Regions from separate parts of the Homo sapiens genome. Here regions 2 and 3 are each linked to region 1. Evidence: read pairs that join two places in POLR2A ChIA-PET (ENCODE). Cell type or tissue: GM12878. All regions are shown on one strand.

What was found. ChIA-PET counts read pairs that join two places held together with the same protein. Peaks named below come from ENCODE experiments on the same cell type or tissue, not always from the same donor. Only the 100,000 strongest peaks of a DNase experiment are listed, where the experiment ranks them.
Region 2: POLR2A ChIA-PET joins it to region 1 with 5 read pairs; 1 of 35 experiments calls an interaction of 5 or more read pairs at or near these places.
Region 3: POLR2A ChIA-PET joins it to region 1 with 8 read pairs; 2 of 35 experiments call an interaction of 5 or more read pairs at or near these places.

The regions. Positions count from the first base shown.
Region 1 is chr17:70,207,311-70,211,310 of GRCh38, forward strand. No RefSeq gene overlaps it. Among named protein-coding and RNA genes, the nearest start is that of KCNJ2, 40 kb to the left of the region's middle. In GM12878, no CTCF peak of the experiment used is centred here; DNase peaks (open chromatin) are centred at 971 and 2,061.
Region 2 is chr17:70,306,953-70,310,952 of GRCh38, forward strand. No RefSeq gene overlaps it. Among named protein-coding and RNA genes, the nearest start is that of KCNJ2, 140 kb to the left of the region's middle. In GM12878, no CTCF peak of the experiment used is centred here; a DNase peak (open chromatin) is centred at 1,860.
Region 3 is chr17:70,343,325-70,347,324 of GRCh38, forward strand. No RefSeq gene overlaps it. Among named protein-coding and RNA genes, the nearest start is that of KCNJ2, 180 kb to the left of the region's middle. In GM12878, no CTCF peak of the experiment used is centred here; no DNase peak of the experiment used is centred here.

The sequences.
Region 1 (4,000 bases):
GCCTTTTTTACTCTTTAAACACAGAGCTTCCAAGAAGAGTTATAGGGCAGAGCTACAATGCAGTTATTTATTCCAGCCCTCTCACAAGACAACTATATTTAGGATATGATTTCACCAGTCTTAGACTCTGTACTTTGTAGTCTGGTACATAAACACAATTCAAATGTCCTCACAATTCTTCATATGAGCAAAAAGAGAAAACAGATCTGAGTTAGTTCTATAATTAAAATTATTAAAATATAATATCAGATACAATATATTATGTGTGAGTGTGTGTTTGTGTGAGATTCTTCTAAAAATATAGCAAAATGTTGACAGTGCTAATCTCTGGAAAAAGGGGTCATGAATAATTCTATGCTCTTCATTAAAACTGTATGTATTTTACAGATTTTATAATGATTCACATGCTACCATTATTGGAAATAAATAAAGACTTAGGGTGTCCTCAGTGATATGCAATTAATATTTATTCTCTGTCTGAAACTCTCAATTTTGTAATCAGAGCACTAAATGATTTATTAAAGCTGTGGACTGCTTTTCAACCAACAGAAGCATAGTAATATACGATATATAGCAAGGAAGGAAGACAAAGCCACAGTGCAATTAGGCAAAGGCAAAGAGGTAGTTACAAATATGGGACATATTTTAAGAAGAGCTGAAGCCACTGAGCAAAATTTGTTCTTGTCTAGGGAAATGATGTTAATCTACAGTTAGTCTTTTAAGGGTGGTACCTGAAAGTATGAACATGACTTTGAAGATGAATTCCTGTTTTAATGAAAAACCTGGGAGTCTACAGAAGAAGACTGCAGTGGTTTGTGGAGACTCCCAGATTGTCTATTAAAACTGTAATTCATTCTTAATTCTTCCTTCTGCCTCGACACCCAGTCATTACATTTTATCAGCTTCACGTCCAAATCATCTCAAGAATCTTCACTGCCTTCACTCCCACTGTCACTGTCTGAATAGAGACTCTCATATCTCACCTTAGCCACTTCCTCCAGGTTCTTTCTGCCTCCTGCCCTGCTCCAACCAGCACATTTTCCCCCTGTGGCTGCCAGCTTTATTTTCTTTAACATAAATCTGCTGCTGCCACTCTCCTACTTAACAAAACCTTCAGCGTCTGCTCATCACCACATAATAAATCCCAAAAGTTATCACTAATCCACCTTCACTCACCTCCGTTCTGTTTGTGCTCCAACATTTTTTCTATTTCTTCAACTATAATGGGTGCTTTCATGTGTCCCTGCATTTGTATATGTTGATTGTTCTGACTGAAGGCCCCTCCCTTACCTTTCATTCATGCTGGGAAATTCATGCTAGCTCTACTGAAATCATTTTCCTTACTTCCTTGAGTAGAATGAATTGGCTCTTCATTTGCACCCCCACAGAACATTTTCTAAATTTAAAAAATAGCACTATTTGAAAACTGAGAAATGGCGCCCGATATTCAGGATACACAGCAATGCCTGGAACAGTTACGATGAGTAATTGTTTAAATTTAACAAACACTGATATAGTACTTATATTCAAGGTTCTGTTGTAAGTGTTTTACAAAGATCAACTCATTTAATCTTCATGGAAACTCATGAAATAAGTACTATTAGTATTCCCACCTAATAGAGGAAGAAAACTTAGTTGTAGAGAGTTTCAGTAACTTGCTTAAGGTTTCACACAGGCCAGGACTTGAAGCTAGACAGCGCAGCTCTTGAATCCATGGCCTTGCCAACTTCAGCACTCTGCTATGCCCCTGAAATAAATGACAGTCATCAGGGCACACGCATCAGTAGAATTTCAGACTAATGAAAATGCTTCAAAGGAGTTAGTAGGATATCAGCCTTCTAAGGTTTATTCTTCATTAAACCATATAGCCACAGAATGTGGTAACCAGAAGTTTCCTTTGAACCACAATGCTTGATTCAGGCAGCTGCTCAGAGTCACACAGCTTTACAATCTCTTCATTCACATAGTGCAAAAACCAGAACACCCTGTTCTCATTGAACCTAGTCTCTCCCAACGTGGAGGAGATAGCCAGTTCTCATTAAGCTTTATGAAGCTACAAGCTAAATGGAACTCAGGTTGCTTGGAGACCAGGTGTCCTTATATCTTTCGGTTGCCCAGGGTATTTCCTGGGGCAGAGCTCAAGAGTTGAAAGTCCACAGCTTGGGGGGTAACGTTTTTCTTTCTGAACAAATTGGCTTTGATGTGGCTAAATCGGTTCCAAATATTGAGGCTACACACAAGCCATGGTCTTTGGGGATGTGTTTATTCTCTGATGGAATAGCAGCACTTCATAGTTAAGCACCTTGGTGCTTAACTTAGCTTAATGGTTAAGAGATTTGGACTGTATGTAATAATATAGTTCAGAATTTAGATTATTATTCCTTTGATAAATACTAAGTTTAATGAAAAAAAATCATTGTTTTACAAATCTAGACTAATCATGCACTTAATGTATTAGCTGTTTTATTTTCTTCAGATTACACAAGTGTTATACAGTGCATTCATTATATGCTATTTAAACATTACAGAAAAACCTAGCATGGACTAGAAAAGTCCTCTATAAACAGCTTCTAAAAACTGTAACCTAAAAGTGTGGTGTATGACTCTGATTTTGAATCTATATACACATAAATATTATCATAAAATTATTAATAATAATGTTTAAAAAATTAGATTGTACTTTAATATCATTTTAAACTTTGCATTTTAACTGAGCAGTAATTATTGAGTGCAAAAACTACTTAGGAAGTATAATATCACCTCATTTCCCTTGTATGTGGGAATCTGATAATTTAACATTGCCTAATTTCATATCTCTGCAATGTTCTGTATTCTAATAAATTAAAACAATTTTTGACATAAATTACCCCCTTAAATAGCAGAAATTAAAGTTTCTTCACACTTCTTTTACATCATTCTTGGAATTTTCCTGACTACTAAATTGACATAATAAGTTATCCAAGAACTTTGCTATTTCTCTTTATTTTAAACACATGCGCAAACCTATCGATCAAACTTTATCCACATTACCTACTTACTTATATGCATTTCAACACCTCACCATTCTGGGAGCTCTTGTTCCTAACATTAAAAGAAAAAAATCTCTCCCTCCCTGCAAACAAACAACAAATTTTTATGTAATTTCCCATTAAACTTTCATGGCAAACAAATTTAATAATTTACGTTTAAAGAGAAAAAATGACCATGCACAAAGAGACTGGAAAAGAAACACTTCTACAGCTAGGACAACAATGACCAGATTTGACAACTGATTACTCCCTTCTCAGGCTCTTGGCCATGCTCCACAGTTATTTTTAAACACTTTAGAACACCTGGGAAAATTGTTTCTGTACAGGGTAATTCTCTTGTACAGGGTAACATCTCCAAGAGGTGCAGCAAAAAATTAAAATACCGTCAGAAAAAAACTGAACAGAATAATGAAGGGATCATGTCAATGGAAGGATATTTAAAGAATGTAGACATATCTAGAAAACATAAGAGAATAGTAAAATAGAAAGCCTCTCCTCTCCCTCTTCTTCCCTTCCTGCTTCTCTTCTTCTCTCTCTTTATTCCTTTTCTTTCTCTCCTCCTCTCTCTCACTGTCTCTCTCTCTCTCTCTCTCTCTGTCTCTCCCCATTTGCCTCTGACACACTCTCTCTCTCTCTTTGTATTTAAGTTTGAGGATATCCTAGAGCAGAACCAAAACAAAAAAGTTGCACCAGGGGCATGTTAATAACCAAATGCACCATGTACAAGATTGGTTTTATTTATTTATATAAACCCTGAGGCACTACATTAAAATTAATGGGAGAAAAATTCAAGGAACCGGATTTCCGTATAAGAAAATTTATTTCCGGCTGGGCTCGGTGGCTCACGACTGTAATCGCAGCACTTTGGGAGGCTGAGGTGGGTGGATCAAGAGGTCAGGAGTTCGAGACCAGCCTGGCCAACATGGTGAAACCTCGTCTCTACTAAAAATACAAAAATTAGCCAGGCGTGG
Region 2 (4,000 bases), 100 kb after region 1:
TTACATGCATTTTTTTCTAGGTAGAGCCCCCATAGTTGAGACTTATGACCCCAAAAAGAACCACTGTTCTGTGTGCTGAATCCCATATTTAATATGTGATATCCAGGGCACAATCTTAGATGCCTAGGTGCTCCTTAGCCCAGCTGAGAGAGACGCTGAAGCTTCCTCTCACCTCCCACAGAGGTACCCTCCCCATTTAAGACTGACAGATACTTGGCTTGTTCTTTAGGTAACTGATTTCAGAAATGGGCACTTTTCATAGAGACCCTACTCCCTGCCCACAGATGTCAGGCCTTCTCCTCACAACAATTAAGTTAGATCAGTTCACTTCCATACAACCTGATCTTTCTAAACCAAGCATCCATTTGCTTATTTAGAACATGAATGGGGTCAGTGAGAAGCACCCAAATCCACTCAGCAGGACTGAAGGGTAGACAGTCAGAGGTGATGGTTTATGAGGGTAGGTTTAGGAACTTCAACCTCTCTTCCTCCCTAATATTTTTACTGTTGAAATGAGACTGCAGCCCTTACTAGGCAAACCCAGGCAGCAGCCATCAGTACTGGACCTCTGGCAGCAGAGCCGTGCTTTGGCTCTGAATCACCTTCTTCACCCCCAGCCCAGTCCAGAATGCTTTGGAGGCCGAGTGCCACAAATGCCTGAGCTCCATGTATCAGCCTCATTGCAAAGCAACCGTAGGGATGGGAAGGGAAGAATGATGATCCATGGGCAGTGTTCCAGGGTACCCCTGGAGACTAGTGATGCAGACAGAAGGGGGTGGTTGTGCTGTTTCCCATCACTCAAGAGTTATTTCACATTCACAAGACTGTGATCAGATCCTGTTCATTTATTCTACTTAAAATGACACAACAGGAACAGAGACTTGGAATGGAAACTTTTCTACCTGGGTCTTTTTAGGATTTCAGCAAAGATATAAACATCCTCTATTTTTTTTTTTTTCTTACAGGAGAATAAAAACTCTTCAACATACATTGAGGCTTTGCAGCCTTTTCAGTTGAGGAGCATAACAAGAGATTTTCTGCTCTAGAGTCCAAATCTTTTAAACTCAGAGGCTGCCACTCTGAGGTCATTTTCTTTTCATGTTACTGGAAGCATGATGTATACTTTAAAAGTAATAAAGTTCAAATAGAGCCCACTGGGGACTGGGAAATGGGCTTTCAGAGTAGGTTGATTCATTCCATTTCAGTCATGTAAAGTTTAAAGAGAAAGCAAGACAGGGGAGTTAGATAGAAGGTGAACAGAGAAGGTATGGTTGATTTAAGAAAAATGACCTTCAAGAGTCATTCCCATTGCCTATGACTTCCTAAGAACCTATGAGGTTGGATGGAAAAAACAATGATTTTAACAGGAGTGTTTTCGACCGAGGACACAGCTATACTAAACTCTCTCAATAATCACAATTGTCACATTTTAATATTCCCTTTTTTATATGAAAGTAGGACAGCTTTGTCCAAGATTGAGGCATTTTCACCTTGTGCTTTTCTGAACAAATTATGTGAAAATTAAAAAAAAAATACAGAGCCTGGCCCTCCAGAATTCTCTAAAACAAAAGCTCAAAGCAGCCTGAGATTATAGCCTACACAATTTCAGGTTAGTTTTTCAGTCATTTTTCAGCTATGTACTATGACATTTATAAATATAACTTTTCTGGAAAGGAAAAATAATAAAATACAGCAAGAACAATTTCTTTTGTACTTAGATAGCCAAGTGCCTGGATGTGAACAGCCACAAGTCAGCTAAACCTCCACGCTCAGTGAGGAAGCTGTGGATCAGAGGGTTTTGTGTCATGCGCTAATAAGCTGCACAGCTAGGCTCACCCCCAAGGTTTCTGGCCTATGTCTATTCCCTTTACTTGACATTTTGCTATCAGAGGACACTGCAAGGAGACAGTCAGAGTATCATTTTGAGACTTTGGGTTAGTACCTAAAACAGCAAGAGAGGAGGAGGAAAAATTTGAATTAACTCTATTGGCCAAAGGAAGAGGTTATAAGCTCTTTCTGTTCTGAGCTCTATTTAACATGAATATAACCATTTTCTCAGCTTTTTTCCTTTCTGGAGAGAAAAGTACTGACATTCAGAGACATGGAGAAAACAGAATATTGAATCTTAGCAATCTCTCTGCTACACTATTGGTTCTTCTGCAGAACCTATCATCTTCTGTGAACCTACAACTTTCTCTCCTTTCCTTAGAGTTTCTCCATCCTGACAGTAATTTTACCATGCAGGATACAGAATATGTGCAATAAATATATGCTAGAAGTCTTGAGTCCTACTGACTGCTTTATTCTACATTCATATAGCATATATTTTATTATTATATATGGACTATGCAATATGTGTCTCATCTTGTGCTGTGAGCTTTGCTTTTTAGATATGATTTCCTTTAATCTTCATATGTACTCAGTGAAGCATATACTACTATTGTTGTCCCCATTTTAAACCAGATAAAAATAAGACCAACAGATAAAGGCCATCAGATTTTATTTTTTTTTTTGAGACAGAGTCTCGCTCTGTCACCCAGGCTGGAGTGCAGTGGCACGATCTCGGCTCACTGCAAGCTCTGCCTTCTGGGTTCACGCCATTCTGCTGCTTCAGCCTCCCGAGTAGCTGGGACTACAAGCGCCCGCCACCACACCCGGCTAATTTTTTGTATTTTTAGTAGAGATGGGGTTTCACCGTGTTAGCCAGAATGGTCTTGATCTCCTGACCTCGTGATCCACCCGCCTCGGCCTCCCAAAGTGCTGGGATTACAGATGTAAGCCACCATGCCTGGCCAGACCATCAGATTTTAAAGCTTAACTCTTAATTACTGTACTACACTGAGTGTAACTAATACATACATTTGGTGGAATTTGTCTTAGGTACAATACTTTTGTTTTTATTTGGTATCATCACATTATATAAAAGCAAAAGTGACCCCCAAAATAGCTTCCACTTTAGGCTCTTTTTCTCTCCACAGCAGACAATACCCCTACTAAACAGAATTTGATTGTTGCACCTATGTTAAGTCGGGGACCAGAAATTTATTTTAGAGTGTTCGAAGGGCAAAGGAAAGTACTGCTTTTTGTAGAAGGATTAACTTCGTGGCTCAAATTTGCTAGATATTTGTCTAAACTTCTCTTCAGAGAAAAGCCCGAGCTTGCTTGCTGTAGGCTCAACCAAGTTTTACATTTTGAGACCATAAGCCTGAGATCAGAAATCTTTTAATCAGCATAAATCCTTAAAAGATCCCATAACTCTGAAGTCATGTTTGCATTATAAACAGAACATGTGTTTCATGGGGTGTGAAAATGCCAGCAGAAACTGCTTGCTTAATTTTATCAACCTACTTTTTTAGAGAGTGCTGACAGCCCTACAGAAGCATGACTAGCGGCTGCTGAGGTTGGCAAGCCCACATTCTGTGGCTTTTTCTTTAAGTGGCGTATCAGGAGATTAATTCAGCCTGAATTTCACATTTGTGTTCGGTAGCAATTCCCAGAGGCCTTAGGAGCAAATGCATATTTGACACCTATTTATCTTTGTCGGGGTTGTCATGGGAGCCAAGGTGATATCAACTTTAGTGAGGTCCTTTGAGGAGAGGTTATGGGGAACTGGATATATTTGCTTGGTTCTATTTTCATATCTATCTACTGTTTGCCAAAAGGTTAAGTTTCTCCCACCTCTCTGTCAGCACTACATTTGGTAATATGAAAGAGATGGAAGCATGGCTGGTTGTAGTGATAACGACCGATATGGCAGAGACGTGCGCTTCGAGGTCCACTTGTTCCTGTTGAAAGCATTTTTTCTTGCCTTTAAAGAGATTTTCATATTGATGCGCTGTGGCTGATAATGAGAAACCTGGGTATTTAAAAAATATATATTTTTTGTCCTCTATTATTAATCATCAAATGCGAGAGAGCAGATGAAGCAAGGTTAAAGAAGTACAATGGGATTCTAAAGAAAAAGAAGTCATAATGGCCTGGAGCAGTAAATTAGTGCAAA
Region 3 (4,000 bases), 140 kb after region 1:
CATATTATGAAGAATAAGTAATGCTGATTTGTGTATATTATACGTCAGTTGCTATTATGAATAACTTATGTGATTTATCTTAACGAGTCCTCAAAACAGCCCTATAAGAACATCCATATCATTGTTATCTCATTTCGCTGATAAGGAAAATGCGGCACAGAAATACCTATGATGTGTCCAAAGTCACAGAGTTAGCACAGGTAAACCAGAATTCATACTCAAGCCCCCTCTTATTCACCAGGCTGTACAATGAATATTTAAGGTACTAGGATTTCCAAAAGTCTTTGAGTAAAGAGCAAACACCCATAAAAAAGATAACCCAAAAGCTATTATTAGTTGTACTTCATAAATGCTTGTTATGTAAATGCCTAAGTAATTGTTGGATAATTTAGAATTCATTCATCAACTTATCAAGCATTGCTTTGGGATCCTGGGTCACAATAATTGGGATGAGGAAAGATAAAAAGGAAGGAGGGATGGATCTAAAACAAGAAGAGCTCTCTGGAAAGGGGAGAGTTGGCTGGGGAGCCACACTAAAAGGGCTCCTTGAGACAATCAGAGAGAGGCATAGAGGACAGTGAATGTCATGTGGCTTTTGGGTGGGATTTGGTGTGGAGAAAGAGAAGGCAGTATGGCGCCAAGAAATTATTTTCCCTCTGGCTAGTCTTTTCCAACATTATTTTAATTTCTCTTTTAACACTGAAGCACAGTGACAGTATGATATTTCACTTTGAATTTCCAACTAGACCCAAATCTGTTTGCAACTCTAAAGCCATAGAAGAATGTTTATTTTACAAAATTAAATGTGAAAGGTGTTTACTTTGCCTACAAGATGGTGCGACTTGGGCGCCGACATGACTAGTTAAATAACTGGAACTTATCTGTTTAAAAGATTTAGTTTCTAATCAAAATGTACAATGCAAGTTCTATGGATTTTTTGTGGGTTCCCTTATTCAGTATATACTCTTTTGAAAAACATTACTGTAATTCTTTGAGTTCTAGCACCAGAGGAATTACACTGTTTACTAAGTGTTTTGATTTTTCAGCATACTGAATCCTTGGAAAAAAAATTTGAAAGTACGATTTTTTTCCCTTATGCCTATCAAAGAGAATCCAATATAAAGACTCTTCTAGAGTGGGTTTTTATTTCTTAGATCATCACTTTTTGAACTTTTCAGTTCCAGTTTCACTTTCCCTGAAAACATTTTTACGATAGAGCAAGTTCGTAACAACTAGCTTTGTAAGGTGGAAATTTTTTGCAAGAGCTGATTACAATGTTTACGTAAATTGCTTCAAAGTTTGGCAGCTCTCTTTCTAGAGACAGGGACTCTTCCTGTTATTATTTCTCCAAAATGTGCTTGACATTCTGATTTTGGATTAAATAAACAAAATTCCTACGCTGAATTCTGACATGTCATAAGCTTGACAGTGCTAAATTACCTTTCAAAAGCAGCGAATGTTTCAGCCTGTTTTCTTTAAAAAAAGAAAAAAGTACCAATTTCTTAACTGCTGAAAAAGAGCAGAGCTCACATCAAGTGTGACTCATGATAACAAATGTGATGCCTCTCTCCCTCTTCCCTCTGCCTCTTCAAAGATTGATCAAGTGATAGTGATTTTCTGAGTCAAAAGTGTCATACAATTCTTAAGTGGAAGAGAAGGGAGGGTTTGGCTTAATTCTTTATGATAATTCAGCCAATCACTCCAAGAATGGGAGAGAATAGTATTCACAAGTGTAAAGTATAATGATATTACAATGTATGTACCAATCATCTCCCACCAATTTATTCCTGTTTAAGCAGTTAGCAGAATCAGTAAAATTCGTAACTCAAGAAAAAAAAAATGGGTTGGATTAAATACTATAGTAGTCTAGCTGCTCTGAGCTCAAGTCTCCAGGACAGAAATACACCTATGTGGCAAATAGTGAAACTAATTTCCCTCACTGCCCTCTCTACTATTCTGTTTAGAAATCTTGACTGCTGTTCTAATGGACAGGTGCTTTCCTGCTCCTAATAGTGGGAAGTGATGTGATGGCTTAGGAATGAAATTTAAGTACACCTCTCCGAACTCTGGGATGGGTGGATGATAATCTTCATAAGTAACTGAAGCCACCTAAGAGGCCTGTCCCTACTGTAAACAGAAGTCATTTTTGCCCTTGTTGTAAAGAACCCACTTTGTTTAATGTTAAGAGGTTGGTGTGTTTAATCTGACCTTTGATTTCAAAGATTGGGCATGGAACATAAATATGCTCTATCTAATTTAATATCAACATGACCACATTTTAATTCTGCTGTATAATTAACACAATTCCAATATTTAACATTCAACCAATGCCTCCTGAGTACCTGCTGTATGCCAGTTACTGGGCTGGACCCTACTGGCAAATACATAGGTAACTTAAACATAATGGCAACCTGAAGAGTCTGGGTGGATGTCCCTTCCAGAACATACTAGATGACTCATGGATCACAAGCAGAGAAGGGACTTGGTCTTTGGTATAGAGCAGTAGTTCTTAACAGTGTGGGGGGCACTCTGTCCAACAGAGGGTTATTTGGTAGCATCTAGAGGCATTTTGGATTGATTGTCACAATTGGAGGGAAAAAATCTGTGCTACTGGTATCTAAGTGGGTAAAGACCAATGGATTCCCTGTATCTGAGTAAAAATGTAATTTTTTGGAAACAGTCCATCCATCAAAACGATGCTTAATGACCCTAGAGGGATGTGAATCAGTATTACATCCATCAAGCTTCACTCTTCTGCAATAACTGATTTGTACAAAAGCTAGTGTTGTTCATCAGTAACTCCGTAAATATTCTACCATGCACAGGAAATCCGCCCCCCTACCCACCATAATAAAGAATGATCTGACGCCGAATGTTAGTAATGGTGAGGCTGAGAAAACACATACACACACACACACCCTCTATAAATAATGAGGGTGGGGTAGAAAAGAATTTTTAGTATTTCTCCACAGATCTTTGAGGGCAGAAGAGATTACATTTGCATGGGGACAGCATCAAGTATAATTGAGAAGTCTTTGTGCTGAAGAACGTTTTCTAAAGGTCTTGCCCTCTGTCTTTAGGGACTACACTGTTACAAATGAGACATACCCACAATCCAGTCCTGAAGAGTAGCAGTATTTTGGGCATGTGCTTCCAAGGGTTAGTAGATGGTGTGGATGCTGTTATTGTTTTATTAAGGGCTAGTGCTAACCACTGTTCTACACACTTCTAATATTAACTTCACAAATCCATTAGTGAAGTGGGTACTATTATTATGCCTGTTTTTATAGATGAGAAAATTGAAGTGTAGAGTGCTTAATTAGTGGCCCTATGGTAACCCAGCTGTAAGGGGTAGAGCCTTGATTTTAACCCCAGGGGTTTAGCTTCAGTCTTTATTGCTAATTGCAAATAGCCAAACTGCCGCTTCCTATGTCACCTGTTGAAATTTTACTCCGTCTCAGCTGTAGTTCAGGTATGTGACCTTAGACAAGTTATTCTCTGTGCCTTATTTCTATCATGTCCAAGATATATATACTATTCTATTTCAGTTGTGGTTGGATTTAAATAAGTTAGTGTGTGTAAGCATTTAAAACGGTGCCTAGAACAGAGAAATGTCTTAGTAAATTTTATCATAATGATGATATTGATTCTTCCCTATGGCATGTGCATCTTAAGACAGCACGTCTTCTTAAGACAATAGTAGGAAAAGTACAAACAGCTTTTAGAGCCAAATAGAGTTTATCCATACCCTTTCATTATCTGTAATTGGCTATGTGACTTCGACCAATGTAAGAAGCTCTCTAGGCCTTATTTTTGTTTGTTTTTGTTTTTAACTTGCTAATTGGGAAATGACCTTTTGGACAAAACAAATACAATTTTTCTTTCTGTGAAGAGTCATAGTACAGTATCTGATATAAAGAAGAATAAATCAAAAGAAATGAAGCATTAAGCACTTTGAGCCATTAGGAAAACATACATTTATATTAGCTTTGCTACTGTT